2 separate regions of the Homo sapiens genome follow, and region 1 is linked to region 2. A link is an interaction called in ENCODE POLR2A ChIA-PET data of the cell type or tissue named here. Cell type or tissue: Caco-2. All regions are shown on one strand. Each heading gives the region's core, and the rest is flanking DNA. Links, peaks and the distances in the headings are about the cores only. Region 1 overlaps CMTM8 (CKLF like MARVEL transmembrane domain containing 8). Region 2 has its middle 52 kb from the start of CMTM8.

Region 1 (2,923 bases), core at 187-2,686, 62 kb after region 2:
TTATCACCACTGTCTTATTTTAGAATTTTTTTTCCCCTGAGATGGAGTCTCACTCTTTCGCCCAGGCTGGAGGGCGGTGGCACAATCTCAGCTCACTGCAACTTCCGCCTCCCAGGTTCAAGCAGTTCACCTGCATCAGTGTCCTGAGTAGCTGGGATTACAGGCGTGCGCCACCACACCTGGCTAATTTTTTCTTTTTTTTTCTGACTTTTTAGCAGATATGGAGTTTCACCATGTTGGCTAGGCTGGTCTCAAACTCCTGACCTCAAGTGATCCACCCACCTCGACCTCCCCAAGTGCTGAGATTACAGGCGTGCACCACCACGCCCAGCTAATTTTTGTATTTTTAGTAGAGATGAGGTTTCACCATGTTGGCCAGGCTGGTTTCGAACTCCTGGCCTCAAGTGATCCATCCATCTAGGCCTCCCAAAGAGATGAGATTATAGGCGTGAGCCACCAGACCCAGCTGAATATTTTCTCTTTTAAAAATTTTTTGAAATGTCTTCCTACTGTCACTACCCTTATTCAAAGAACATTTTCATCCCTCAAAAACAACCTCATCCCTATTAGTAGTCACTCCCCATTCCTCCCTTCCCTCAACCTTTGGTAACAACCAAGTTACTTTCTATCTTTATGAATTTGCCTATTCTGGACATTTCACATAAATGGAATCCTATGTGGCCCTTTTGGTCTGACTTAATTCACTTAGCATCATGTTTTTAAGGGTCATCCCTGTTGTAGTATGTATCAGTACTTCATTATTTTTAAATTGTCAAATATTTCAATGATGTATACATTATTTTATTTACTCATCAGTTGATGGAGTTTATAATAGGTACTTCGTGTTCATGTTTTAATATCTGAATCAGGGTGCAGCTTATAATGGATGCCAAATTCATATACTGCTAAAACAAACAAAAACCTGGCAGCTGGGATTTCAATCTGGATTCTGTTGCGTCTATAGATCAATTTGGTGAGTACTGCCATCATAACAAAATGAAGTCTTATAACCTATGAACATGGGATGTTCATATTGCCTATTACGAATAATGCTGCTGTGAACTTTCATGTATAAGCTTTTTTTTTTGACACACAGTCTCACTTTGTTGCCCAGGCTGGGGTGCGGTAGCGCGATCTTGGCTCACTGCAACCTCCGCCTCCCCAGTTTAAGCGATTCTCCTGCCTCAGCCTCCTGAGTAGCTGGGATTACAGGCACCCGCCACCACACCTGGCTAATTTTTGTGTTGTTTTAGTAGAAACTGGGTTTCACCACATTGGCCAGGTTGGTCTCGAACTCCTGACCTCAGGTGATCCACCTGCCTCGGCCTCCCAAAGTGCTGGGATTACAGGCATGAGCCACCACACCTGGCCCATGTTTTTTTTTTTTTAATTAAAAGTGTTTTTTTTTAGAGACATGATCTCACTCTGTTGCCAGCCTGTAGTGCAGTGGCATCATCATAACTCATTGTAACCACAAACTCCTGGGCTTGAGCCCAGGCCTCCAAGTAGCTAGGACTACAGGTGTGGGCCACTATGCCTGGCTAATTGTTTAATTTTTTGTAGAGACAGGGTCTTGAATTCCTGGCCTAAAGTGATCCTCCCACCTTGGCCTCTCACAGTACTGGATTACAGTCATGGCCCACTCTGCCCAGCCCATGTATGAGCTTTTATGTGTACATGTGTTTTCAGTCCTCTTGAGCATTTAGCAAAGAATGGAGTTACTGGGTAATGTGGAATCTTTTTTTTTTTTTTTTTTTTTTTTTTTTGATACGGAGTCTCACGCTTTCGCCCAGGCCGCACTGCAGGCCTGGACTCCCAAAGGTAATGTGGAATCTTTATGTTTAATATTGAAGTGGCTCAGTGTCGTGGCTCACGCCTGTAATCCCACCACTTTGGGAGGTCAAGGCAGGCAGATCGCTTGAGCCCAGGAGTTCAAGACTAGCCTAGGCAACATGGTGGAACCCCATTTCTACAAAAAATAGAAAAAATTAGCTGGGCACGGTGGTGTGTGCCTGTAGTCCCAGCTACTCAGGAGGCTGAAGTGGGGGGATCACTTGAGCCAGGGAAGTTGAAGCTGCAGTGAGCTGAGATTGTGCCACTGCACTCCAGCCTGGGTGACAAAGTAAGATCCTACCTCAAAAAATGAAAAAAAAAAAAAAAAATTGAAGCACTGCTAGACTGTTTCCAAAGGGACCGTACTGCTTTACAATCCCTGCTGCAACATGAGAGTTCTAATTCTTCACATCCTCATCAAGACTTATTTTCTTTGATTCTGACCATCCTAGTGAATGTGAGATCGTATCTCATTGTGGTTTGGGTTTGCATTTTCATCATGACTAATGATATTGAGCAATCTTCATGTGCTTAGTGGTCATTTGTACATTTTCTTCAGAGAGCTGACTATTCAAATCCTTTGCCTATTTTAAAAATGGGTTAATTTGTCTTTTATTGTTGAGTTGTACAAGTTCTTTATACATTCTGGGATAAATCCCTTATCAGATATATGATTTGAAAGTATTTTTCTCCCATTCTGTCTGTTATCTTTTCACTTTTCTAGACTATGTCCTTAGAAGTACAAAGGTTCTTAATTTTGAAAAAGTCCAATTTTTATAGTTTTTCTTTTGTCATTTGTGCTTTTGATGTCATATCTGAGAAGGCTTTGACTAATCCAGGGTCACAAAGATATACTCTCTATTTTCTTCTAAAAGTTGTAGGTCTTATATTTAGGTCTATGATTCGTTTTGAGTTCATTTTTGTATATGATGTGAGGGAAGGGTTTAACCTCAATCTTTCACATATGGATATCAATTGTCCCAGCACCATTTATTAAAAGACTGTTTTTCTCCCATTGAATTATCTTGGCACTCTTGTTGAAAATCAAATGATCATAAATATAATGGTTTATTTCTGGATTCTCAGTTAT
Region 2 (2,923 bases), core at 179-2,678:
CGGAGTCTCGTTGTATTGCCCAGGCTGGAGTGCAATGGTGCAATCTCGGTTCACTGCAACCTCCGCCTCCTGGGTTCAAGCGATTCTCCTGCCTCAGCCTCCCGAGTAGCTGGGATTACAGGCATGTGCCACCGTGCCTGGCTAATTTTTTAATAGAGATGGGATTTCGCCATGCTGGCCAGGCTGGTCTCGAATGCCTGACCTCATGATCCATCTGCCTCAGCCTCCCAAAGTGCTGGGATTACGGGTGTGAGCCACTGCGCCTGGCCCATACAGTGGACTATTCTTTGACCTTAAAAAGGAAAGAAATTCCGACGCCTGCTACCACATAGATGAACTTTGGAGATATTATGTTAAGTGAACTAAGCCAGATACAAAAGGATAAATACTGTATAACTCCACTTATATGAGGTACATAGAGTAGCCAAATTCATGGAGACATAAAGTACAGTGGTAGTTCCAGGGACGTAGGGGAGGGGAGGATGGGGAGTTGTTTAATGAGTACTGAGTTTCATTCTAGGAAGATGAAAAAGTTTTGGAGGTAGATGGTGGTGATGGCTGTGTAACAGTGTTCATGTGCTTAATGCCACTGAACTATACACTTACAAATGATTAAAATGGCAAGTTTTATGTATATTTTACCACATTTAAAAGATATTTTCTCTTAATACTTTATAATTGCATTGTGTACTTTTCAGAACCATTCTGGCTATGAAAGCATCAGCAATTCCTATTCACACTTCAAGTTTACCCATTGGTGGTGACAGGTTGGTGGTTGGGTGCCTGGTGAAAACTAAACCAAGGCTGAGTTAGAAATGAGGACAGACCTTGAGAGATGGAGTCAGGTGTGCTCGTCAGGCTCTTTTGATGACAAGGAACATGGATTTTCTTAGACTACCTGTCCCACTTACTATCACTGCATAACAAACTACCCTAAAACTTTGTTGATTAAGCAAAACCATTTTATTATATGTCACAACTACATGGACGCTGCATGATTTTTTTGACCTACCCTTGGAAGACACATAGTGTTACATCCACTGCATTCTGTTGACTATAGTAATGTCAGCTCAGATTCAAGGGGAAAGGAATCATAGGTCCCCTCCTGATGGGGGAGTGGCAAGGTCACACTGAGGAGAGCATGTGGGATGGAGATAGTGTTGTAGCCATCTTTGAAAAATGGAATCTCCTCCACTGCTAAGAAAAAGAGGATTTATTATAAAAATACAAAAGACTAGAATTAGGAAAACCCTGGAATGGACCAGTTGCTCTGTCTCTGACCTCTGCATGTCTGCTTTGCACTCTCTCTACTCAGTTTCTCTTGGTCTTGTTTGATTTCCCTCAGCCTCTGCTCCTCCCCAGCACACTGGCCTTTGACCTGCTATGGCCTCTCCAGCCTTTGTCAAGCTTCCCCGAATGTGTTAGTTCAAATTCCAGAGAGAGGCTCTGACTGGCTCATCTCATATGTCTCACAACACTTGGTCCAATCAAATGGAGGGGCTGACACAGGCTGGGACTAAAGGGAATGAGGAGCTGGGCGGCTCTCAGATCACCCTGCACTGATTCTCACACCTGGCTGCATATTCGGATCACCTGCGCAGCTTTAAAAACATACCCACGGCCTGGGTCCCACCCTCAGAGATTCTGATTCAATTGATCTGGGGTTAGAGGCTAAGTATGCATGTTGTTTTAGATGCATGGTACCCACGCTTCTCCTGAAACCAGGGAACTTTGCTGCTGGCTGTGATACACAGTCAGCAGGTGTGGACAGCAAGCTAGCCCAAAGAGGATCATTTACCAGACAGGGAAAGAAAAACAGGCTTTTCTTGTTTTCCAGCGTGTGTTGTTGCTTTTGTTGTTTTTTTCACAAATCTCAAAGAATTTGTGAGCTCGAAGAGACCTTAGAGACAATCTAATACAACACATTCATTTCCAGGTATGGAATATGGCGACCAATCCGTCCTGGTTTAGCTGGGACTGCCCCAACTTCAGCACTGGAAGTACTGCCACATCCCAGGGAAATCCTTCAGTCCCAGGCAAACCGAAAAGGCTGTACCTTATATAGAAACTCCAACCCATTAGCAGTCACTCCTTGTCCTCCCTGCCCCCAGCTGCTGGCAACCATTTATCCACTTTCTGTCTGTATGGATTTGCATACTCTGGACAGTTCATATAAATGGAATCCCACAATATGTGGCCTTTTGTTTCTGCCTTATTTCACTTAGCATGTTTTTGAGGTTCATTCATGAAGTAGCAGGTGCACATACTTCATTTCTCTTTATGGCTAAATAACACTCCCTTATATGGCTTTACCACATTCGTCTGTTGATGGACATTTGGGTCATTTCCACTTTTGGGCTATTATGAATAATAGCTCCTGTGAACATCTGTATGCAGGTTTTTGTGTGGACATATGTCTTTAGTTTTCTTGGGTATACACCTAAGAGTGGGATTGCTGGGTCATATGGTAACTCTATGTTTAACATTTTGAAGAACTGCCAGACTTTGTTAAATAAAGTGTCTGTATCATTTTATGTTTGTACCAGCACAAATATGAAGGTTCTAATTCCTCCATAGCCTCACTAGCACCTGTTATTATCTACCTTTTGATTCTAGCCATCCTAGTAGGTGTGAAGTAGTATCTCATTGTGGCTTTGATTTGCATTTCCCTGATGATTAACAATGTTGAACATCTTTTCATGTGCTTATTGGCCATTTGTGTATCTTTTTAGAGAAATGTGTATTCAGATCCTTTGCTCATTTAAAAACTGGGTTATTTATCTTCTTATTACTGAATTGTAAGAGTTCTTACATATTCTAGATATAAGCCCCTTGTCAGATACATGATTTACAAATATTTTCTTCCATTCAGTGGTTTTCTTTTCATTTTCCGGAAGATGTCCTTGAAGCATAATAGTTTTTA

Evidence for each region. Peaks named below come from ENCODE experiments on the same cell type or tissue, not always from the same donor. Only the 100,000 strongest peaks of a DNase experiment are listed, where the experiment ranks them.
Region 1: POLR2A ChIA-PET joins it to region 2 with 7 read pairs; 3 of 35 experiments call an interaction of 5 or more read pairs at or near these places.

The regions. Positions count from the first base shown.
Region 1 is chr3:32,247,293-32,250,215 of GRCh38, forward strand. All of the region lies in intron 1 of CMTM8 (CKLF like MARVEL transmembrane domain containing 8), which reads left to right. Among named protein-coding and RNA genes, the nearest start is that of CMTM8, 10 kb to the left of the region's middle. In Caco-2, for the core only: no CTCF peak of the experiment used is centred there; no DNase peak of the experiment used is centred there.
Region 2 is chr3:32,184,884-32,187,806 of GRCh38, forward strand. No RefSeq gene overlaps it. Among named protein-coding and RNA genes, the nearest start is that of CMTM8, 52 kb to the right of the region's middle. In Caco-2, for the core only: no CTCF peak of the experiment used is centred there; a DNase peak (open chromatin) is centred at 1,438; H3K4me3 peaks cover 183 bases.